Linked DNA regions of Mus musculus: all the other regions are linked to region 3. Evidence: chromatin loops called from intact Hi-C (ENCODE). Cell type or tissue: gastrocnemius. All regions are shown on one strand. Region 1 overlaps Xylt1 (xylosyltransferase 1). Region 2 has its middle 31 kb from the start of Gm34822. Region 3 overlaps Gm39075 (a long non-coding RNA gene).

Region 1 (8,000 bases), 300 kb after region 3:
ACAGGCAGCCTCCGGCCTGAAGCTAGAGCATGGTGCACGTCCAAGGATGGCCGTGGTTTGCAGCCTCACTGTCTTACTTATGGTTCACTCCTGCTTTCAGCGTTTGCTTACATATTATGTATTGAAGCAGATATTTCCATGGTCCTGACGGTTGCAGCAATGGGCACCTGCAATCAACAAGAGATAGACCAGCCTGTGGTCAGTGTCAGTAGAAAGGTGGATCTGGCTACACAGGTCCCAGAGATGAGTGATGGGAGCCACGTGGAGAAATACTGCTCTATAAAAGAAAAGTGGGGGTGGGGGTGGGAGTCTAAGCCAGCAAGGCCGGAATAGGGTAAAATGTCAGATCATGAGCTGTTCTTTATCTGAAATGAACGAAATCTGTAGGCAATAATTGACAGGAGCCTGAGAGAAGCAATTGGGAGAGTTGGTCCCCAGCTGAATCCCATCTCCTTTTTGAACAGGAGCAGGGATTGGCTGGCCAGAGCAGCCATTTTACAAAGAGAGGGCAAGCAAGGAGCTACAGAGCCACCCAGCCAAATGGAGTAAGAGGTAGTTCCCCTCACCCCACCCATCCAGCCAATCCAGCAAGCCCACTCATCAAACAGGGCTTTGCTTTGAAAGGGGGCTTTATGCAACAGCTCCAGCCCCTCCCCAGCCACCCTCTCTCCCCCCAAGATGTCATCTTTTGAGATGTTTTCATGTGGAAGCATCGCTAAGTAAATTCACTAAATGCCTATTCATCCCCATCAGATGGGGACCTGGTGAAGCGGGAAATGCGAAAATGGCCCAGGCTCCAACCCTGAAAGATGCTTTCTGGGGTTGCTAAATGGAGCCACAGCAGGCTGACCCTGGGAGGCCTGAGACTTCCCAGAGGGGGCTCCCGGAGCCTGGCCTTGGCCCCTTCAATCCTCCCACCTAAGCTTCCCCCGTGAGGCCCTGTTTATTATTCCTGCTACTGAGGACCCATTCAGAGGTTAACTTATCCTTTTATTCATCAGGACGACAATAATGAACTGTCGCAGAGTGTGGCAAGGGTTTGGTAAATAAGAGCGGCTGAGACAGAGGAGATGGAGTGGGCTTCCGGATGGCTGGGAAAGACATTGCCTGATTTTCTTTAATAAAGTCATGGAGTAGCTGCTTAACGCAGCAGCTCCTTGGAGGCCACAGGAACCTGGGAACTTTGGCCACCTTGGTTATCGCTGTCCAGACTCACAAAGGTTGGCCTTTAGGGTCTATCCTTAAGATTCATCTCTGTATATGTCGGCAGAGCTCTGCATCTGGAGCAAATAGATTTTTACCAGGCTGCATACACAGGAGGCTCTTCAGGCATCAGTCACCCCAATATGGTTGGCTTCTAATTGGTTTTTATTTCAATAAGAGGCTGGGACATTGACCACATTTCTTTCCATGTCAGATGTCTCAACTGCTCTGTTCTGCCCCCACACACACACACTTCTAGAGGTCTGCCTATGTCATCCAATGAGTGGATGAGGATTCATATTGACAATGCTGAAGAGAGGCAGAGAAATAGAGAAGGGCTGAGGGCTGAAGGTGGTACAGACCGTGCACCTATGAGGTAGAAAGAACAAAGCAACATGCGTTGAATGTGTACCTACTGTGTGCCCTTAAGCCTACCCATCATCCTCTTGGTGAGAATGTATGATGAACTTATTGTGTGCTCAGTGTGCTCATATGTGAGCAGCCAGGAGGAAATTAATTTACAGAGGGCCACTCACTGTATGAGAGTTTGGTGACTTGTTTGTCCTTTAGTCACATGGCAGGCTGGGCTTCCACTTCGGGAGCTTAGACATTGCTTTCTGAGATACTACACTGATTCTCCTAAGCCCAGCATTAGAGTTACAGAGATGCACACACAATAGACAGAGCACAGGTTACTCAAGCATAAGGACCTGAGCTAAAACTCCAGCCCAGGCATAAAGTCATAAGGAGTAGTGAACATCTATAATCTAAGCACTTCCACTGTGAGATAAGACCACAGACAGATGTGGGGGACTCCCTAGAAACTCGCTGGCCAGACACTCTGGGGTACATAGTGGTGAACAGGAGACCCTGTCTGGAACAAGACAGTGAGGGACTAACACTCAAGGTTGTCTGCTGCCCTCCTTTCTCTTGTGCATACACAGAAGCAACACACCCACACACACAACTCAAAAGGAAGATCCAGCCTCCCTGTGTTCCCATAGAGCCTCTTTCTTCCCATCTCACCCAGTCTGGAAGAGTAGTTAACCCCTGCTCTTTAAGGAGCACCTCCCCTCCCCCAACAGAGGACCCCGGTGATGGTGACGAAGGAGCTGTCACATCAGCACCATTTACCTGTTTGGGTTTATTCAGTGGAAGAGGCGACTGCATCTCTGGCAGATGGAGACCTGTGTGACTGCCTTTTAAAATACTGTCACAGCTGTATGCACAAGCTGATTAGCTGTGACGGCACTGTGAACGCTGAGATTGATGGTGATAAATTTGGGATAACAATGCTGGGAACGATGTCATCCGTTTGCACGGCGCTTCATATTTTTTAAAGCTCAATCCACAGCCCGGTGGTTATCGAGGACTCGAATTCATTCACTGCTCTCTGTCCACTGGAGGGGTCAGTTCTACCTCAGCTCATCGGAACCTAGCCATTCCTTCAGCCTGCCTGCCTTCCTTCTTTCCTTCCTTCCTTCCTTCCTTCCTTCCTCAAACATTAGTGTCAGTCCTACTGTGTGCCAAGGATGAGCAGATCTGACGAGATTCTTTCCTTATGGGCCTTATATTGTAAGGTAACCAAGAGAGTGCTTTCAAATGGTGATAAAGCTGTCAAGTCAACATTGTGATGTGATAAAGCTGGGCTGGAGGAGTCAGGGGCTACTTTAGGAGGAACAGCCAGAAAAGACCTGTCTCAAAAAATGACATTTGAAAACCTAAATGACAAGAACAGGCCAGAAATGGAGAGGGCATAATGGCCTGTGCACAGCAAGTGTGAAGACCCTGAGTCTGATCTGTGGCATTGGGTTGAGTACTGATAACTACTGTTGACCATAACCAATGAAGCATATAAGACACTGTTCTTGTCCTCAGAATTCCCTGAAGAGTAGAGTGTGTGGGAAACGGATACACAAACAGCCTGTGGCTTTAACTGTAAACTTGACAAAACCTGCACTCACCTGGGTTAATGAAGGACTGTTTATATTGGGCTGGCCTGTGTCATGTATGGGGACAGGCATTGTCAGAATTGATTGTCATGGGAAGACCCAGCCACATGTGTGTGTCTCTGTTCACTGGGTAGGGGTCCTGACATGTATAGCAATGAAGAAGCCAGGATGAGCGTGACAATCAATCGCTTGTCTCTGCTCTTGACGGTGGTTGTGGTGTGTCCAGCAGTCAGCTGTTGATACACTGGCTTTCTTCATGGACAATAACCAGGGCAATAACTTTTCCCTCTGAAATTGCCCCTTTCTGGGATGTTACCACACTGCAGCCAGAATGAAACTAGAGCACAGCGTGTTTTCAGGCAATGTGACAGGCCCAGGGATAGGACCTGCCAAGAAGACACATCATCAGACTGTGTGCTGTGTCCAGAACAGGCAAATCCAGGAAAGCAGAGTGAAATCTGCTGCCTAGGACTAAAAATGGAGCAAACCCCAGTACCTCTGCAGAGGACCCTGACTTTCTCTTCTGTTTGTTTCCACAGGACAAATGACCAGCTGGTAGCATTTCTTTCCAGATATCGAGATATGAACTTCCTGAAGTCACATGGCCGGGACAATGCAAGGTAACGCACCACAGAGGTGGAAAGCTACAGCTGGGGCCTGTCTCGCAGGTAGACAACTAGGGGAAAGTTTCCTGGGTGAGAGAGAGAGCTCAAAGGGCCCTCGTGTTAGCCGAGGACAGACAGAAGCAGATGCTTCTCAGGCTCCCAGCTTTTCTCCCAGGAAATATTTTGAACTTATTCCTGTATGTGTACGTGTGTGCATGAGTGTTTAGGTGCATATGTGTGTGCAGTGGCACATGCACCTGTGTGTGTGTGTGTGTGTGTGTGTGTGTGTGTGTGTGTGTGTGTATGGGGGTGCATGTGTATGTATGCATATGCAGTGGCACATGTATCTGTATGTGTATGTAAGGGGGTGCACATGTGTGTGCAGTGGCACATGCATCTATGTATGTATGGGTGTGTACAGGTGCACATGTAACTGTGTATATATATATATATATATATATAGGGTACACATGTATGTGCAGGTATACATGCACCTGTGTGTGTTTATGTATATGTATGAGGGTATACATTTGTGTGTGGATGTACATGCACTTGTGTATGTGTATGTATGGGGGTGCACATGTGTGTAGGTGTACATGCACCTGTGTGTGTGGGAGCCAAAGGACAGCCTCAAGTCTATTCCTCGGGTACCACCCACATTGTGTTTGAGACAGGAACCCTCACGTGGGTTTAGGGGATTGAACTCAGATCTTTGAGCTTGCACAGCAAACATTTTATCAGCAGTGCCGTCTGTCCAGCCCATTTAGAATCTTTTATGTCTTGGTCCCTGGATCAGAGTAGTCATGGTTAATTCTCACTTGGTTAGTAGGTAGACTGGGGACTGCATCTCAGTAACATTCCCACATGCTGAAGGTGTCCTGTGGTCTCCACATGCATGCCATGTATGCACACCTATATACACACACATATACACACACATGTGAGCACAGACCCATACACAAACAGCATCTTTTCCTGGTGGGAGAGCGCCCCCTGGATTCTGACATTGAATACAATATAAACCCTGGTAGTTCTAGCAATCCTCACAGTCTGTTAATATTTTGCATTTGGCCTTTTTGATAATTCATGTGGGTTTGTTTGTTTGTTTGTTTGTTTGTTTGTTTTGGTAAAGTGACTCATGATATCTTCCATGAGAATCTAGATTTCCAATTAACTACGATAAACCTTGGAGTCCCTCGACCTATGTCTGACTTTGCTCAGAGCTGACATGCAATCCAATCCCATGTCCCCCAGGTCATGGCAGTTCCTGTCTCTGTTCCTGATATGACTACAATTGGGATTTGAATTTACAGTCTCTGTTTAAGAGTGTCTCTGCTGTGGCTTGTAGAGATAATAGGTTTTGTGTCTCAAAGTTTACCTTGTTATCTCACAGAAGCAAACACTAAGCTCCCTGCTTTGACCTTTCGAGGAGTCACCCCAGAATGCATGGGTTGCATTATTTCTTCTTTTACCTGTCATTTCAGCAGCTGACTCTGCATCCAATGGCCCCTTCTTGATCATATTCTTCCACTGTATTTAAAGGCACTTCAAAGCTGGTCAGTGCCCTATGAGTCCCTACCAGTTAGCATAGCACATTTGGGGCCACTAGTGGTAGAGAGGCTGGCTGGACAAACACAAATCACTGTCCCTGTGGGCAATCTCCCTGCTGAGACCCTAGTACTTTGCTGGGCTTCTTGGCCCATTGCATTTGACATTGGCTTTATCCAATGCAGAGTAAGAATTCATATTTAAATTCTCCGTAAATGAAAGGGAGGCTTCAAGAGCTCAAATGGATTCTCTCAGGTTGCCCAGTTGGTAAATGTCAGGACTGGAACCTAGGAGTTTTTGACATCAGAGGTGTGTGTTGGTTACATCTAGGGATAATTATATGGAGTGTTCATTATTAGAGGTGACCCTTATATTAGTAGTCCTCTCCCATTGGTCAAGAATAAAACCCATCTTCTCCTCCTTATAACCTATATGATTGGTCCATGCACCTTACATCATGGGCAGGAAGCCAGCTCCATTCATCAACACATGTCAAAAATCCCATCCACACTAGCAGTACTGTTTCAGGCTGACCATTCTTTAGTCTTTGCTCAGTTTCCCAAGTGCTTCTCTAGGAACTTGGTAGCACAATTAAAGTCATGGCCTTTGAGGTCCCACCTCCTAGAATGAAATGCTGATCTCCTGTGTTTCAGGCTGCATTGCACTGCTTGTGTAACTTAACCTCTCTGAGACCATGCCTTTCCCAGTAAAACGAAAAAGTCACAGTCTTAGATAGATAGGATTAAATGAGATGTTGCCTGTGATGGTGAGGATGATGATGATGGTGATGCTATTGCCATGGTAAGCATAAAACCAAAATGCTGCTGGTAGGGATGTATCCCATATCTCAAGCCCTTGCATGTACACACACACACTCAGTGTGATCCAGGTGCACCAGCAGTGGGCAGATAGTTTTAACATGGCTCAGAGCAGTATAACATATTACTACCACCTGCCTCTCAAACCCCAAAGCCCAAGTATCACAGATCAGAATTGCTCACAGATTCCTGCATTTACCCTTTACATCCTCAGCTGGGACTCTTTGGTATATAGGAATGAAGTACAATATTTTAGTGTTAATTTGTTAATAAAATGAATTGATGTTAATTGATTAATAAATGAATGAGTGAGTCACCTACAACCTTCTTCTCTTTGTTAATCGAGTCTTCCCTTACTGTATGTCAAGGCTTCCCACAGTCCATCTCCCATTGCCTCTCCCCAGTAGGCAGGGATGAGGCCAGCTTACCTCTGGTTGCCATACCACTGCTGTAGCACAAAGAATTCTTTCGGTGGTGAGTGACACAAGCCTACTTTAGGCAAACTTGTGGACAAGGAGAGTTAGTGGAACAAGTCCCACTGACTTCCGATTTGGCTGAACTGAGCAGCTGCAATGACCGCATAAAAGCGAGATGGTTCCATAGTCTTGAATGTTGACTTAAGTATCTAGCTTTAGGTTGTGACCATCAACAACTCAGTAGCTGATTTTTATCTTACAAGCAAGGAAGCTGAATATAGAGAAATGTTGGTCTCACAGAATCAGGGCAGGGCAGGGCTGGGACTCAATCGGAATGAACAGACTGTGTCCAAAGAGGCCATTCTCAAAATTCCCGCAGGATGTCATACCTTCCTATGTGCCAGCCCTGCTTTGTGTCAATGTGCCAGATGCCTGCTTGCCTGCCTGCCTGCCTGCCTGCCTTCCTTCCTTCCTTCCTTCCTTCCTTCCTTCCTTCCTTCCTTCCTTTTTATAATTATCACCTTTGAGACCATTGTATAATGTATGTCTTAGGGTTACTATTGCTGTGATAAAATACCATAACCAAAGCAACTTTGGAAGCAAAGGGTTGATTTGACTTATACTTCCACATCACTGTTCAGCATCAAAGGCAGTTGGAACTGGAACTAAACAGGACCAGAATCCAAAGGCAGGAGCCCATGTCGATGCTATTGATGGGTACTGCTTGCTCCTCATGGCTTGCCCAGCCTGCTTTTCTCTAGAACCCAGGACCACCAGCCCAGAGATGAAATCACCACCAGTGGGTAGGGATCACTAAGTTTAAAAATGCCCTACAGGCTTGCCTACAGCCTGATCTTATGGAGGTGTTTGCTCAACTGAAGTTTCCTCCTTTCAAATGGCTCTAGTCTGTGTCAATTTGACATAAAAACCAGCCATCATAATGTGTTTGATTATATTCATCTTTTGCCCCATGTCCTCTCAGATCCACCCTCTTCCATACACACTTTACTTAGTTCTTTATTTTTAATCCTAAAAAAAGAAATTAAAGCCATCAAAACCAATTTGTGATACCTACATATTCTTGGCCTTATGTCTTTTTACTGGAGCATGGTCAACTTACCAAAAACTGTGTTCTCCCTCTCCCTCTCCCTCTCCCTCTCCCTCTCCCTCTCCCTCTCTCCCTCTCCCTCTCCCTCTCCCTCTCCCTCTCCCTCTCCCTCTCCCTCTCCCTCTCCCTCTCCCTCTCCCCCTCCCCGGCCCCCTCTCTCTCCCCCTCCCCCTCTCCCTCCCCCAACCCCCCTCCCCCAACCCCCCTCCCCCAACCCCCCTCCCCCCTCCCCTCTCCCTTTCCCAGTAGCTAAAAGTTGTCAGTACCTGCTTAGCTAGGGGAAAGACTTCATACCCGCCTTCCATCTCCACACAGGGATTTGATCTGGCTTGTGCTTGCTCGGGTCTTAT
Region 2 (8,000 bases), 560 kb after region 3:
GAGGCTGGTAATGGTGAAGACCCAGGCATTCAGGAATTACCCATGCTGGGCAGAGGCTGTGCTCTGCAGGAGTGCAAACTGCTCTTCCTTCAAGGCCCTGCAGCCCCCTGCTGCTCCCACTATTTGAGTTATGTGTTATCGCTCCCCAGGGATGGATTTATCCTGGTTTTACTCACTTCGGCAACACTAGCTCTGCCCACTTAGTGCTTTTGGCTTTATATATCATTATCACACACTCCGTGCTCCAGTCGTACACAGTTTAGCCCTTATTGCTTTAATTTCTCTCCTGGTGTTCTTGCAGGGAGACGACAAGAGAAAGCAAATTGCCCTCTAGGATGAAGAGAAAGGGAACCGCCATCCCTAGCCTTTCAGAAGAGAAAGCAGGGGGCAACACACCAGAGTAGGGGAAGTGCCTTCTTCTTATTCATCTCTGGTGAGAGAAAAGAGCAAGGGCTTCACAGTTCTGATCCCAGCTCTCAGCTTCCTAGTGACAATGAGAATATTAATAAGACTCAAGTTAACACTTCTTTAACACTCTGAGCATCCTGGGCACTCCGCCAGGCAGCTCACATTCTCGAACATCTCAGATTCGTGATTAAACGCGGATGCTCTTGGTGCCTCTGAGAAGTGGGTGCTGTTATTCATCCATTTTACAGATAGAGAAGTCAAGGCATAGAAACTTAAAGAAATTCTCCAGCTGCCACATGGCAAAACTCAGGGGACTCGAGCCTGAGGTGGCTCCTCTGTGTATCAGGCTCTAAACCTCTCCACTGTTTCCTCCCCAAGGAATGCTCTCATCTTTGGGACAAATGCTAAGTTGTCTGCCAGGCATGAGCCCAAGAGCTTGATCCAGCACCTGCCATCTCTATACGATTGCCACCTCAATTATGTCGTGGCCTTCACTCCTGAAAGAAGCTTCATAACAACGACGTCTGTGTGTAGAGTGAGAAGCCAGAATGATCTGTCTTCACCAAGTGGACAAAGGGGATCAATATATGCTCTGGGCTTCTGTCCCTCCCCTTCCCCTCGAACACATGCAAACACTTCTACAAAAAAAGGCCCCGCATTTATCTCTTGTGCATGCTGAGCCTCAGTCTAAGATTTTAATTGAAGGATTCAAGAAGATTAAGGAGGGACAAAAAGAGAGAAGAGTGAAATCACTGGTTTTGTTCAGCCTTCCTAATTTGCAGATGGAAAATAGATGATTTGTTCATCACTGAGACTGGGAGGCTTTGGGGGGCTCTCTCTGGCTCCCACCCTACAGCACCACTCCAGGGTTCAAGTCTTTCATGCAGAGGTCTTAGGAGAACATCTGAGATCCAAGCTATAATAATATCCTTACAGAGTTCTTGAAGAGTGAAATCTTATCTCACCTTCCCTCCCGCAACAGTTTGTGCCTATGCCATTCCGACAAGGAGGGGGAGGAGAAGAGAGGGAGGGGATGGAAGATTAGACAGCAGCCAACAGATCTGTTGTTTGGCTTTTGATTCCTGTCTAAGGTTTTGTATATTGCAACCTAACTACAATAAGATACATGATGTCCACACGGTGCATCAACCCCACCCCCCACCCCACCCCCAGGATGCATCCTTTCCTTCTTCCAGTCTCCAGGAAAGCAGAGGTGCTCTTTGTTTCTTCTCCCTACAATTTCTCACTCCATGTAGAGTTAGTGGGGCTGCCAATCAAATGATACCTCTGTCACCAGAGATGGCACAAGGAAGCCAATCAGATTTCCCCATCCTGGTATTAGAACCTCTAGCCAAGTGGGTAGGAATTAACGTTGCCTTGAGCAGCATTCTGGAAGGAGAACCACAAATCCTTGCTGTGCAAGTCCCTGGAAGGGCCCTAATCTGGACACCTCTGAGAATCAATTCTTTCCTCTGCCTCCCAGCCTCCTCCTGATAAATGACCCATGGCTATTGTTTAAGATGGATTTCCTTTCTGTGGCTTGTCATGATACAAATGGATAAAATTGACCTTAAGCAGACTTCTCTCCAAATGAATCTTGCCCAGCTCGGTTACCTGGGCATCCAAGGATGCAGTGACATCTTGAGCTATTTGAAGTTCTTTGATGTAATAAAATGCCACTTATTAAAAAAAAAAAAGAAGAAGAAGAAGAAGTAAATTTTGAGAAATTCCCACTCCCTGCAGAAGTTATCACTGGGTCTTCTTTTCCAGTCTGTATGACATAGCTAGTAGCTATTGCATCATAACAAACGCTCTTAAACTTAATAGACTAAAATATTGAGAACCAACTGTTGACCAGCAGTCTGTGGGTGAACTGGGCGCTTTGTATCTCAAGGTGAGTCCACTGTCTATGGCTGTGGATCTGGGCTCTTACTTGTATTTCCAAGGATTGGAGTAGCCATAGGGTTAGAGCCTCTGGCCACTGTCCATACAGTATCTCCTTCTTCAGCAGATGGTTCCAGAGCCTGTCCATACCACAAAATGGGACTCGAAAGGAAATAGAACTGTGAGAAATGCCTAAAGTCTAGGCTCAGAAATTCCATTTCTAGAATATTCTCTTGTACAAAGCAAGTAAAAAACAAAACAACAACAACAACAACAAAAACTTAGTCCTAATTCTCTGCTAAGTGGTTGGAAGCTGTTACGGTTTAAATCTGGAAGTTCTCCCACTAGATGGTGTTTTGGACACTTGTCCCCGCCAAAAGGTGGCACTATTTGGAGAGGCTTGGAATTTTTAGGCAGATGGGCCTAGCTCGTGGAAGGTCACTGAGGGAGGGTTTCTGATTCCTGTCTTGCTTTCCACTTCCTGGCCCACCATGATGTGAATAGTCTCCACCACATGCCCCCACTGCTGTCACATGACCTGAGAGTTCTCCATCCTTTCCCCACCATGGTGGACTGAGCCTGCAGAAAGAAAAGGAGCCAAAGCACGTCTTCCCTCCGTGAAGTTACTTCTTCCAGGCACTTTGCTAACAGCACAGCAAAAGTAGCAAATGCAGAATCGAGCCCTCACCTTGATAACAGGTTCTTCAAAGTGACATTGCAATAGCCAAGTTAGTGGGAAAGGAAAAAAACAAATCAGAGCCATGTTGCCAACAATGTACTACTTCAACTTAATAACATGGTTTAACTAAATAACTCAGAGTGTCAGTTATTGTGCCCACTGCCTGATGCCCCATCGAGGAACAATGCCACCAGTATCACCAGTAAACGGTCCATGACAACCAAAAGCGTCTTCCTACATTGCCGCATGCCCCCCTGGGGAACAATCTGTTCCTCAGTAGCCAAGAACAGCTGTGGACCCAGGTTTCCATGGTCTCCTCTAACCATCACACCAGATTGAGAAGATACTCAGCTGACTGCAAGGTGTGGGCTGGGACAATCTTCACTGTTGCTTGGAGGTGACAAATCAGTCCCCTTTTCTCTCCTCTCCATCTCCACTTGCTCTCTCCTGTTTCTTCAGGGATCCGCCCCTTCAGACAGGACCCCACCAAGCCTCTCTCCCTCACTGTCCTCTCTGCTCAATCTCCAGTCTGAACAGGCTCTTGGGATCAGGAAACATTCACCCTACAAGACATCCCTGGGCCCACTGTCAATCTCGCTTGGCGCTTACAGGGGTTTCTCCCATTTGCCAGCCTGCTCTGGATGCATGCAATCACATTGGATGTTTCCTTCGCTGGATATTTTTCATCCTGTGTCAATTAGCACAATGAAGGGACTCTAATAATGATGCATGGGCTGGATGGGTACAGCCTGCAATAGCCCTGGCAGGCAAGCAGGTGGCTCGGTAAGAGGCCCAGACTATATCCTGCTCAGAGCGTGCTGGACTCATGATCTCCAAGGCCTCTACAGTGTGCATCAGAACTCATTGCTAGGCACGGTTTGACCATACAGCTGGTCCCCTCCACACACCCAAGGAAACGAAAACAGGAAATAATCTTGCATGCCAACTAGCCAGAAGCTGACTCCCAATACATAGGTCAGTGAATCCCAGAGGGGTCAGCCAGCTAAGACAAAGTCGGTCAGCAATTACTGAAGCTAAAGTTAAATTTTGCATTTCTTCCATCTTATCTCTCTTAAAACATACATTTTTCCCCTCCTAATTTTCTCTCAAAGTACATTATTCTTCACTGAGATGTACCAGGTATTCTGTGTCTTATATGCACACAACTTTAGGTTGGGGGACTCTCTCCCCTTCTGCAAAGATCTCCACATCTAGCTCTAGGGTAGGGATATGGGGAGCAACCAGTCAGACCCCTCCTGACTCTCTAAGAGCAGAGGCAGTCTTCCACAATAGAAAACAGGCATGATTCTGTCGCCTTCCGAGGTTATAATTAAAGACAAAGCCAATCCACCTTCAGCCCTAGACAAGAGGAACGGGAGAGGCCCAGGTCCTGAACTGGGGATAGGGCGGGGATTGCAGTTCGGACCCCTTTATTTCTTCAGGGAAGCACCAAGAACAGGAAGTTGATAAATTCAGAAACAGCACCACCTGGTGGTCACACAACCGAACCAGCGCGCATCCACGCATCTGCTTTCTCCGTGCTTCTGTGGAGGGACTGATTGGGTGTATAAACCCGGTTACTTAAAGCTAAAATGCAAGACACAGCTTCAGGGAGATTCATGATGGAATACCCTAAGAAATGCTCTCCAAAACGCTGAAAGTGGTATTCCGTGTGGTTTACTTCACCTGACAGACATTCTGAGTTTTGTACTTTTCTCATTTGATTTAAAAAAAAAAAGAACATAGAAAAAAATCAGTAGGCTACTCCTTTGTGTTAACTTTTTAATGAGAGTAGAAGCAGGTCAAAATAGAACTTCATAGCAGCAGGGGGGTGGGGGAAGAAGGAAGAAGTGTTATCTGAGGGCAAGAGCAACAGCCAGACCATTAAGAATTAAACACTGCATGCTTATGCAGCTCCAACTTACAGACCCCTGTAATGTCTACTCACTCGAGAGAGTTCTTCCCCTGGTATGAAATGAAGCCACAAAGCTATGCTATTGTCCTGTTTGATCCCTGTCCAAGATATGTTATAAGTTATCTACTGCAATATAATTAAAATAACAATTGATTGACTATTGTTATGGTGTGGTGTACTGTGCCAAGAAGTCTGGGTGTGTTACCCATTTCATCTTCACAATGACCCCGTGGGGTATCCATTGCTATGATCCAAATTAAACTGACACCATGCCTGTTCTCTCATAAGACTGTGACAAAAAAAAAAAATCCACTATTGTATTCGGCTTTGTATCACCACAGTACTTATGTGGTAATGGCTGGGTAAGTAAGAGGACAGAGAAGTGGATGACATGTTAGGACACACACAAAACCACTAAAGTCAATAGAAGTAAAACATGGCCCATGCAGAGGAACTTTTGTCCATCAGCTAGAGCATCTTAGAAAGGTGGCGACTGGTGGATGCTGAGGGCAAAAATCTGTTCTGCAGCCCCTTCTTCCTGCCCCTTCCTCCCACCCTGCCCTGCTCCTTAGTGACTTTTCTTTCTGGGATTTAGTTTCCCTGTGGTCAGTTTTGTTTTGAACATTTTAAGTGGAAATTTCTAAAACAACAACGTTTTAAGCTGTAAAACATTCTCATGGTAAAATCTCAAACTGCCAAGCTCCATCTCTCCTGGCTGTGGCTCTCCCATCGGTCCAGGATATCCACGCTGTATGCTACCTGCCCACTCACAGAGTGGCCATTTGAATTATGAAACCAACTGTCACGGTATGACAGCACTTTTGCTCAAGTTGCCCAAATCATCCTTATTTACTTCTAATTGTGTCAAAGTATAGGTGTTGTCCTCTCAGGCGTCCCAAGGAGAAGCCATAAAATATTTCTTTTAAGTGAAAAAATAATATATATTTTATAAGAACAAAGGGAAAATAGGTTGCGTGCCAATGTCTCTAAGGTCTGTAGTACATGATTGCTGTTGGTCTTAGATGGATCCAGTTCTCGAGTCAGAGGTTATTATAAGTATGTTCACACAGGGGAAAAAGGCATTGCATGGATAGCATCTGGTTCTATATATGGTTTCTGGCAACCACCGGAAGTGTTGAGGTCTATCATCTTGGATACAAGAAGATCATTGCATAAGACCAAGTCCCGGGGTGCTCTGTGGGTTGTGATAGAGACTGCACAGGGCCACTGTTGTGCTGGAAATCCGAATTGAATTGTCAATGTTATTCTTCTGTCAGTAGCCATCTCGGAGATAAAGAAAGACACCCAGCTTGGCATAATTTAAAGAGTTTACTAACCACAAAACCAGGAAGGTAGAGTGTGGTGAGCCTTAAACTACTACAATACACTTCAAAAGTCACCCTGAACCATAGGATAAGTTAAAATAGTTTGAAAGGCAGAGGGGGCTTCCTCTCCCATGCTCTCCCATGCTCTCCCATGCTCTCCCATGCTCTCCCATGCTCTCCCATGCTCTCCCATGCTCTTCCACGCTCTCCCATGCTCTCCCATGCTCTCCCATGCTCTCCCATGCTCTCCCATGCTCTCCCATGCTCTCCCATGCTCTTCCACGCTCTCCCATGCTCTCCCACGCTCTCCCATGCTCTCCCATGCTCTCCCATGCTCTCCCAGGGACTGGGCAGCTCCTCAGAAGCTGCAGTGACAGTAGCAGGTTCTGCGTAAACACAGTGAAACTGAGGTCACTTCTGTGAAGGGGTCAGGACTGGGCCTTGTGAAGCTGTCTGCTTCCTGGGTCCACCTCTTCTCTCTTCATGGCCACACTCTGAAAGAGCACCTGTGACTCAGTCTCCAGGGGAAGAGCAAGGTAGCAGCAGATGGGAGCATATCTAAGCCACTGATTGGCAGAGAGGTGGCTCAGATGTTTGATGCTCTCAGTGGGCATCCAAGAGGAGGTGATGAGCTGGAAAAAGCAGAAGCTCAGACCACAACCCCCTGGAGTCATCAAGACTTGGATGCCCAAAGATACAAATGCACACCATGTCCATCTTCCAGAATTTGGGAAACGTGGCCAAAGAGGCATTTAGAAAGGTGAAGACAAGGATTGAGTTGAGGACGAAGGTGAGGTGAAAGACTCAGGAGCAGAAATGGGGCTGGAGTTAGGAATGTTGGGAAGGAAGGGGGTAAATAAGCTGATACAGCTCTCTCCCACCTCAAAACCAAAACTGTCAATAAAAGAATTAGCCAAGTATGGCTGAATCAAAACAATTTTGCTCTACCGGGTACCAGACTCCTGTGAGCTCCATCCATTTGCTTAGCCTTGGTTCTTCAATGGGCAGGCAGCCCCACATGAAGCTAAGGCCATCCCCCTTTTGTCTGTAGTTCCTGTTCAGCTCCTCAGAGCCCCACCAAGAATCTGCTGTTCGTTAATTGCTAATCGTGAATTACTGCACAACACATTTTTAAACCTGAGAGAACCTTTGGGTGTCTTAAAGCTCTCAGAAAAAAACCAAGATCACTATGGAGAAACCCCTAGAACCCCAACTGCCTCCCATACTAGTTTTTCATAAGCTTTTCAGTGCCTCAAATTTCACCATTAAAGATTCATTCCTTTGGCTTAAGGCTTTAATCCCCTATTAAATGTAAATCTCCCTGGCAAGCTGATAGTGTTTGGGGAATGAGGTCATACATTAAGCCTTATCTATCACTGACACCTCATTGAAATCGAGTTGACAGCCTTTTCGAGAGCCAGGTTTAATAGGGAGAAGGGAGATAAATGTGAGGGTCCTTAGGAACTCAGCGGCAAAGGGGAAGATACTCAGGAGATAGGATTGGAAACTAACATTTATTGAGGCATTATGCTAATAAGAAAAAGAAAAATAGCTACCTTTTACTGACTGCTTAAATGTGTCAGATTCCATGCTGGGCTCTTTACATATGGAGGGGTAATTTACAGAGATAGCTGTATGCTTGTTCTTGATGTTCAAGGAGGCTGAAAAGATCAGGAGAGATTCCCACTCCATGTTTTAAAAACAAGAAGCCCAGCCTGGATGCTGTGTGACTTGTGGTCATTCACCTCCCACCCGTGACCGCTTTTATGTAATAAAATGCCCAATAAGG
Region 3 (8,000 bases):
CCAAAGAAACCCTCTCTCCCTTAGGTGGCATTTGTCATGGTATTTTATGACAGCACTAGAAGCCAAGCATAAGACATCCTCCCAACACTGTTATCTCTGCATCGGCACCTGCCATTTTGAATTGGACGTTTGGAACTAAGCCCCAGACACAAATACTTCTGTGGTGTATTTGTGTCCTTAAGCAATGCACAGTAGCCACGTACACTTTTGAAAACTCAGTACAAGCAGTGTACAGTGAGTTCTATAGCAAGTACCTTTTTTTCATGGACTTGGAAGGTGAATGTCTCACCTCCAGGGCATTCATGTGGCCACATACCGCCTTACATGTTCCTATTTCTTCATCCGTTCTCTCCGTGATGAAAACGAGAAGCTGCTACATTTTGATTTTATTGTTATAAGTTGATGTTACTACATGGCCCCAAGCTGGCTGCAACAGCTCCAAATGTCACATCCTCGTGTGGTCAAAAAGGACTTGGGAAGAGAGAGGGTCCCCAGGTTCTGCATGGGTGAGCTGTAGAGTGATGATAGCTATGTTGTGAGAGTAGAGTCAAACTGATATCTCTCAGGTACCTGGTGGCTCCAGGACACAGGGTAGGTTCTCAGTCAGTGTCCTGCGCTCGCTCTCTCTCTCTCTCTCTCTCTCTCTCTCTCTCTCTCTCTCTCTCTCTCTCATAAACACACACACACACTTCTGACCCTTTTCTTATTTTATTTATAAAATATTAATTGTAATTATATCTTTCACATTGTCAACTTCCTAGGACAAAATATGTAGTAAGAACAATTTAAGGGAGGGAGGATTTCACTTCGGCCACAGTTCTGTCTATGGTGGCTGGAGTTTGTAGCATGGCTTGACACATCTCCATAGAGCAGAAAGCAGGCACTGGGAGAAACGGTTGCCTTTCTGCTCTAGCCATACCCCTATCTTCCCTACTTACACCACCCAGTTCCCATGTCTGAACAGCTTCACAGCCTCACAAAATTGCCACTGGCAAGGAGCCAACCTCATACACATGAACCTACTGGGGATATGCTGCTTTCAAACCCTCACACCTGCCAAAGACTGTCTCCCTCCTACCAGTGCCCTTCATGCTGTAGGGTGGAGAGACTCTCATCTTCCAGGCATCCTGTCATTCAAAAACATTTCTGGTGAATTCTGAGAACATCCAGGGCTGAGAACGGCTCCAGTGTGAGTCAGAACCCACAGAGCTTGTTCAAACAGATAGAAAGCACCACCCAGATGCCCATGCACTGGGTCGTGGGAGCAGCTTGAAGGTGACAACACTCCTGGCAATGCTGGCTTAGCTCTCTCTGCCACACAGAACCTCTCCAGAACCAGACTCAGGCTCCCCAGTCACACATATTAAGCAGGAGAAGTCAGCCCTTTTATGGTTAGCTTGTGATGTACTTTGCTGCTCAGGCCAGAATTCCAGTTCATTCACACAGTGGACATAAAAGGCCAAATGAATGTAGTAATGTGTCCCTTAAGGAAAGGACTCCATTCTAATAAATGGGTCACTGGGACTTTTTTGGCATTGTGCAGACATTAAAACATATACTGAGACACTGTGGTAGTTTGAATGAGAAGACCCCCCCACCCCCATTGGCTCATACAGTTGCATGCTTAGCCTCCAGTTGGTAAACTGTTTGGGAAGGATTAGGAGGTGTGGCCTTGTTGGAATATCTGTGGCCTTGTTGAAGGAGATATGTTACTCAGGGTGGGCTTTGAGGTTTTAAAAGCTTGTTCTCTCTCTCTCTCTCTCTCTCTCTCTCTCTCTCTCTCTCTCTCTCTCTCTCTCTCTCTCTCCCCAGCCCGATCATAATGTAAAGCTCTCAACTACTGCTCCAGCACTATGCCTGCATGGTTGCTCTTTGACTATGGACTAACCCTCTGAAACTGTAAGCAAGCCCCCAATGAAATGATTTCCTTTGTAAGAGTTTGCCTTCATCCCAATGTCTCTTCACAACAATATAACAGTGATGAAGACAGACACTGCTGTGGTACAAGCTACCTCCACATACAGGCTGTATAGATAGTATGCATACAAACAGCACATACAATCTGTTGTACCTAGGGCCTTGAAATGGGCATGGTGACAGTAAATGAAACCAGAGAGCAAATCAGAGAAAAGTGTGGTCCCAGGTCAGGCACTGTGATATGTGAACCTGCAGGGAACATGGCCGATGTAACTGTTTCACACGCATAGATTTGTTTTATTTCTTGTGTGTGTGTGTATGAGTGTACACAAGCATAGAGGCCAAGAGAAGCCACCCAGTCCCTCAGAGCTGAGTTATAGTGTTCACAGGACACTTTGCTTGTTCCCTGGATGCTGGGATCTGCACCACTGTGTTTAGGCTTGTGCAGGAAGCCAGCCTAATCAGGCATCCATCCCTCAAGCACACAGAATGTTTTAAATGTTAAAAGACATGAACAAGTGATCCAGTATCCATTGTCATCAAGTGTCACATATGGGCATATGGTACGCTGTGTATATTCTGTACTTGACACCCAGGCTGCACAGCTGTTCAGTTGACACCAATGTCACCTCAAAGATGTGAGCCACGTACTGTGCTTTGACAGTGCCACAGCTCGGATACTGTGAATAAAGATGTTTCAGTTTTGTGAAGGTCTTCAAGGCCTCTGTCCATGCAGTTCTTTGTTAAAACGTTATTCTATGGTGCAGTCTGACATACCCTGCTGTTCCAGAGACCAGAGGTGCTGAAAGCAAGGCAAATGGTTTCCTATCCCCTGAGTTTCTAGTCAAGTCAGCATTTTCAGTCTGAAGAGATTTCATACCCATCGGGTGTGCTAAGGGCATGTTTTAGTGATCTCAATTGAGGGGGGGTAGGAGGGATGCTACTGGCCTCCAGTGAGTAGCAGCCAAGGGGATGTGCGACAACATTCCACAATGCACTTGTTAGTCCTCCACATGTAGGACTGATCCGGCCCAGGTGTCAGTGGTGCTGAAGCTGAGATATTCTGGGGTTGTGTGTAACCTGGTAAGACAGACACACAACTAAATCATGGAGGATCCAGGGAAAGGGGGAGGGCTAGCTCAAGATACAGTGTCTGGAATTATGTTAGGAAATAGAGATATGTCTATAAGAACAAAAGATAAGAGGATATGGGATGGGGAGCAGAAAGAATGATCCCAGAAAAGGAAATGGTGTGTTCAAAAAGCCAATGCTGGAGAAGAGCAATGTCAAAAGCCAGTGCTAGTCAGTCACTCACCAGTGCTAGCTACAGCCCTGCACTGTGTAGACACCCATGGACCCACAATCACAACCCTGTTACAGGGAAAATGTGTCTACTGCCCTCCAGTCCATCCTGAATGTGGCAAAAGTAGCCTAGAGAGGTCAAACAGCTGGCCTGAAGTCACACGGCAGAGACATGAAGGAGTAACTATCAGTATGGTGCAATCTTGCGTCTGAGCCCATACCTTTGACCTGTGCGTGCATAAAACGTGGGACAGAGGATAGTGGACTGTGGGTTAGTGGGAGAAGCCATGGAAGTCACCAGGGTGAGTTCCGAATGGTGTAAAGGCAGTGGGGTATGCCTGGAGGAGTTAGCAGAGAAAAGAACATGTTTAGGAGTCTGAGATTTGCAGAGGTCAGACACAGAGTAAGAACAAATTGAGGCAGAGGGGCCCTCTGTGTTCTGAACTTACAAGTAACTCTGCTTGGTTCCTCTGCACTCAAGGGACAGTGTGCAGGGACATCAGTCTAGGATTCTTAATTTCCACCAGCCCCCTCAGTCCCTCCCTCTGGGGACGATCATATCCTTTATCATCTGGGATAAAAATTAGAAGAACGAGGAAAAAAATAGACTTCATTGTGCCATTTCCTAGGCCGTCCTCTGGGGCCGACCCCCAAACATCGCCTAGCTGGCTCTATGGTCAGCCTTAAAATAACAGAATTGCTTAATACTAGGAAAATACAGTTATTAGCTATGATTATAGGGGGATCCGATTGAGCTGTGAACGGGATCTGCCTACCTTGTCCTAACTGGCAATTTCAAATTGCCTCCTTTCCCCCAAAAAGTTCGGCAGAGGAGGAACCGAACTTGTAAGGGGATCTGCATTGTTTATTTGTTATTTTTAAACAAATCAAACGGAAATTGATCTGCTTCCTCGGGAAAGCTGCGGCTGCCAAATGGCCTGGCTCTCCTACAGGTTTTTGTGGGAACACCATCCGTTAGCCATCATGGCTTCAATTTGAATAATCAGAGCACTAATTAGGAGCCTCTCTTGGCATCTTCCTCACCAGCAGGGAGCATCATTCACCACTAAGTGGGGTTAGAAGTGAGGGGAGGCTGGGCTGTCTTGAGAGCAAGCTGGGAGACTGGTAAACTTCAACTTGGAGGTGATTCTCACCCACTGCGCCATTCCTTCCCTCTCAACAAATTCTTCATCTGGACCCAAGGTGTTCACATCCTACTGGAGGAGCCAGACACCGGGCATTGGAGGCTCGTTATGTTTTCATGGTCATGAGAAAATGAAGAAAAGCAAACAGCAGTTCGTTTTCTTGTTGCTGAGACAAAATAACAAACAAACAAACAAACAAAAAACAAAAACTCCTGACAAAAGCAACTGAAGGGAGGAAGGGCTCTACTTTTGGTTCACAGTAGGAGGAGATGCTCCATCTTGGCAGAAAGTCATTCATGAAGCAGCTGGTCCACCTCATCCATGGTCAGGAATCCCCTCGCTTTCTCCTCTTTACTCTAAAAGTCTAAAAGGCTGTCAGTCCAAGATTTGATGCCACCCACATTTTTAGTGATCTTCCCATTCCAACTAACCAGATAATCCCTCAAGGTATGCCCAGAGGATAATATAGTTTAGCTAATCCCTCAGGCTAATTTAGCTAACCCTTTACTGGTATACCTGGAGCTAACCTAGTCTAGATCATCGCTCACAAGTGTACCTGGAGGCTTGCAGGTCTGACCAAATTGACACCCCAACACAAGCTATCTGGAGGGGATTCTTGGAAGGGCAGCCCCAGAATGATAAGGGGCAGAACGTGTCAGCAAAGACAAAGCCCAAGCTCCTGAGGACAGAAGCCAGTGCAGGCACTGGAGAGAAGAGAGGAGCTTAGAAATCGGGCTCCTAGTTTGCAGTTGCAGTCATGAGCTTTGTACTTCACCCAACAATGCTTTAAGAAAAGGGAGACAGGAGCAGGCAACATCTAGGGACCAGGCATAGGGCAGTAGGACCAGCCAGCCCACCTGGTTGCAGGCAGATTTGGAAGAAAGCATTTGCCAAGAGGAGGGAGGCCCAGGTGTGCTCTGGCACTGGGTGAGGTGTTTCCACCATTGTCTGCGTACCTCCTTTAATTTCCTCTTCCCAGCATGCTCTTTCTCACCTCGTGCTTCTTAAGTGCCTGCTTCCTGAGCATACGCAGACATCTCTTTAGACTCCTTATTCACTGGTACGCTGATAGCAAGAAGCTCAAAAAAACAAAAAACAAAAAACAAAAAAAAAAAACAAAAAAACAAAAAAAACAAAAAAAACCTATCAACAATGTCCAGAAAGGCTGTCATATAGGCATCAACAGTTAAGAACTGGGACATGATTCACTTGCTTTGTTTGATCATCAGACCCTGTATAAGAAACTGGCCATTCTATCTCTAGGGAAAGACACAAACACTTGGAGCTCACTGGCCAGCAAGCTTAGCCCAACTGGAGAGCCTCAAGCCAGTGAGAGACCCTGACTCAAAACATAAGGTGGACAGATTCTGAGAAACTATACCACAATTTGTCCCCTAATCCCATATGCACACACACACACACACACACACACACACACACACACACACACACGCGCGGGCGCGCGTGCACACGCACACGCACACGCACACACACACACACGTCTGGTAATTCGGTGTTGGTTTGGGTTTTATATCTGGGTCTCAAAGACCTTACCCATTCTCCCGAGGAATAGCATTCTCCTTAGAGTATGTGACTAAGCCCCTGAAAGTTTACTTGCTCTCAATGTTGCTCACCTCTGTGTTTCTCCAAAGATGATTTTCAAACATTTTCAAGAATCCATGGACTCCTGTGTCTTCCTACCAGAGCCTCTGTGTTTGTGCTTCAGCTTAGAAATCCTTAGAGTCCCTCCTCTTGGCCCGCTGCGATACCTCCACGGCCCCTTGGTTCAGTTTTTGAGACAAGGGCTCACTGTGTATCCTAGCCTTGCCTGCAGCTCTTGATCTTCTTGTTTCTGTTACAGGTGTGTACATCCATACCCAGCTTCTCCTGCTCATGTTTTGTGTGGAGACAGCCTTCCATTGTTGAGCCAAATGAGGACATGAAACGGATCCGGGAAGAACCCGGGAGGATCTTAACCTAACACCAGCAGCTTTTTAATTCAACTGTGAGCAGGATTCTGGAAGCCTGAGTTCCAGCCCTAGTATACAAGGCTGAGGCAGAAGCATGCTTCCTATAGGCTGGTTGGTTCCTCCGTAGAACAGAGGGGAACACAGTCTTTCCCTATTAGGCTTTAGAAGTCAATTTAGTAAAATGGAGTAGTACACTTCAGAGCCAGGCTTTCTGCTCTGGGTCTGGAGCCCCAGGGCCTTCATGAGGTAGGGCCTTCTTGGAAGGATGTGGGCGACCCAGTGAGGATATATGTATAAGAAAACCCCATCTGCCCCACAAGTAAGTCTAAATATATTCCTAACAGGACTCAGAAAGGGAGGCTCTGAAATTCCTTCCTTGGAGCCAATCGCAGCTATCTTTGAGATAGTGCAAAACAACTTAGGGAAACTAGACTTGGCCAGTTTTTACCTGAGCTCATGAAGTGGTTTAAATAGAAGCTTTGTTGCCTGCAGCTGAGTAACTGATGGGATATATTCCGGAGGGTGCCTGGACCTAGAAGAACAGGAACAACACAAGCCAAGAAGCTACCCCTGTGACTCCTGGCCTCATGTCTTGGGTCTCCTACGTTCTTCATCAATAGCTGCTGGCAAGGAGTGGACACTCAGAGGAGCTTGGGTTACACCCAGTGTCCAGGTCTTCACACACCCGGCATATGCATGCAGACAGTGTATTCACTGAGGTGCCCTGTAGGTGGCACATTCAGGGTGACAGTCAGATCCCAGAACAGTTGTCCACTCATAGCATGAAACACTCTGTATCATCAATTAAAAATAAAAATCAATTGTGAAACAAACCATAGGAAGTTATAATGGGTCAAACTGTATGTCTTTCACAAAGTGTGTGTGTGTGTGTGTGTGTGTGTGTGTGTGTGTGTGTGTGTGTATGTGATGACTCCCAGCACCCCAAATTGTTATCTTGTATTTATATAAGGTGGTTGGAAGATGTAAGGCTTTTGTGAGATAATGGTGCCAAGGAGTTCTTTGTAGAAGGAACAACCCCGAAAAAAAAAAAAAAGAGTGGATATCATTTGACAATGACAGAAACTATAAGGAACAGGACCACCCACCGGCAGCTACAAAAAAGGACCCAACAAGAGTCCTCCCATTCTGAGGGTATAGGACCATGTAAGGGTTCTAATCTGGGGTAGCCTAATCATATCTGAGTGACTTTGGTCTGTGGGAATGGCCTCTAGGGTGCAGTAGGGGAACTCAGTCTCTGGATAACAGGGTCCAACAGTGTAGCTTTTAACCCCACAGCATGCATGCAGCCCAGCAGACAGTATTAGCTGCTCCCACACAGCAGGTGCCAGGCACTCTTGCCTCCCAAACCTTGGTTTTGGCTTCTACCTTCTGAAACTGTCTGTTGTTACATCCTGGCTCATGATGACTTGTTCCAGCTGTGCCCTGGGAAATAAGAGCTAAGCTGCTCTCCCCTGATTGTCCAGTGAAAAGCAACCAAGGCAGCAGACATGGACTATCATCCCCCTCACCGAAACCACCATTGTATCCTTTCCAATGACAGGAAGAACACATGACAGATCAGTGAGGGACTTAACACTGAGTGACAGGACCTCAGGACTTGTGTCCATTTTTCCCAGTCTGTGACATTTTAAATTCCCAAAGAAAA

Evidence for each region. A loop is a pair of places that touch in the nucleus more often than their neighbours do. Peaks named below come from ENCODE experiments on the same cell type or tissue, not always from the same donor. Only the 100,000 strongest peaks of a DNase experiment are listed, where the experiment ranks them.
Region 1: it touches region 3 in a loop (3-fold over the local background); 5 of 42 quality-filtered maps call a loop at or near these places.
Region 2: a loop joins it to region 3, with 2.3 times the contacts of the local background. A loop is called at or near these places in 4 of 42 quality-filtered maps.

Annotation. Positions count from the first base shown.
Region 1 is chr7:117,618,226-117,626,225 of GRCm38, forward strand. It overlaps Xylt1 (xylosyltransferase 1), which reads left to right. Exons shown (of 12, transcript NM_175645.3): 6 at 3,695-3,775. Among named protein-coding and RNA genes, the nearest start is that of Gm34762, 140 kb to the right of the region's middle. In gastrocnemius, a CTCF peak has its summit at 4,765; DNase peaks (open chromatin) are centred at 3,528 and 4,739.
Region 2 is chr7:117,878,552-117,886,551 of GRCm38, forward strand. No RefSeq gene overlaps it. Among named protein-coding and RNA genes, the nearest start is that of Gm34822, 31 kb to the left of the region's middle. In gastrocnemius, a CTCF peak has its summit at 4,459 (motif pointing left); DNase peaks (open chromatin) are centred at 571 and 4,458; H3K4me3 peaks cover 243 bases.
Region 3 is chr7:117,316,506-117,324,505 of GRCm38, forward strand. It overlaps Gm39075 (a long non-coding RNA gene), which reads left to right. Exons shown (of 3, transcript XR_869893.1): 3 at 6,226-7,162. Among named protein-coding and RNA genes, the nearest start is that of Xylt1, 60 kb to the right of the region's middle. In gastrocnemius, a CTCF peak has its summit at 4,258 (motif pointing right); DNase peaks (open chromatin) are centred at 999 and 4,232.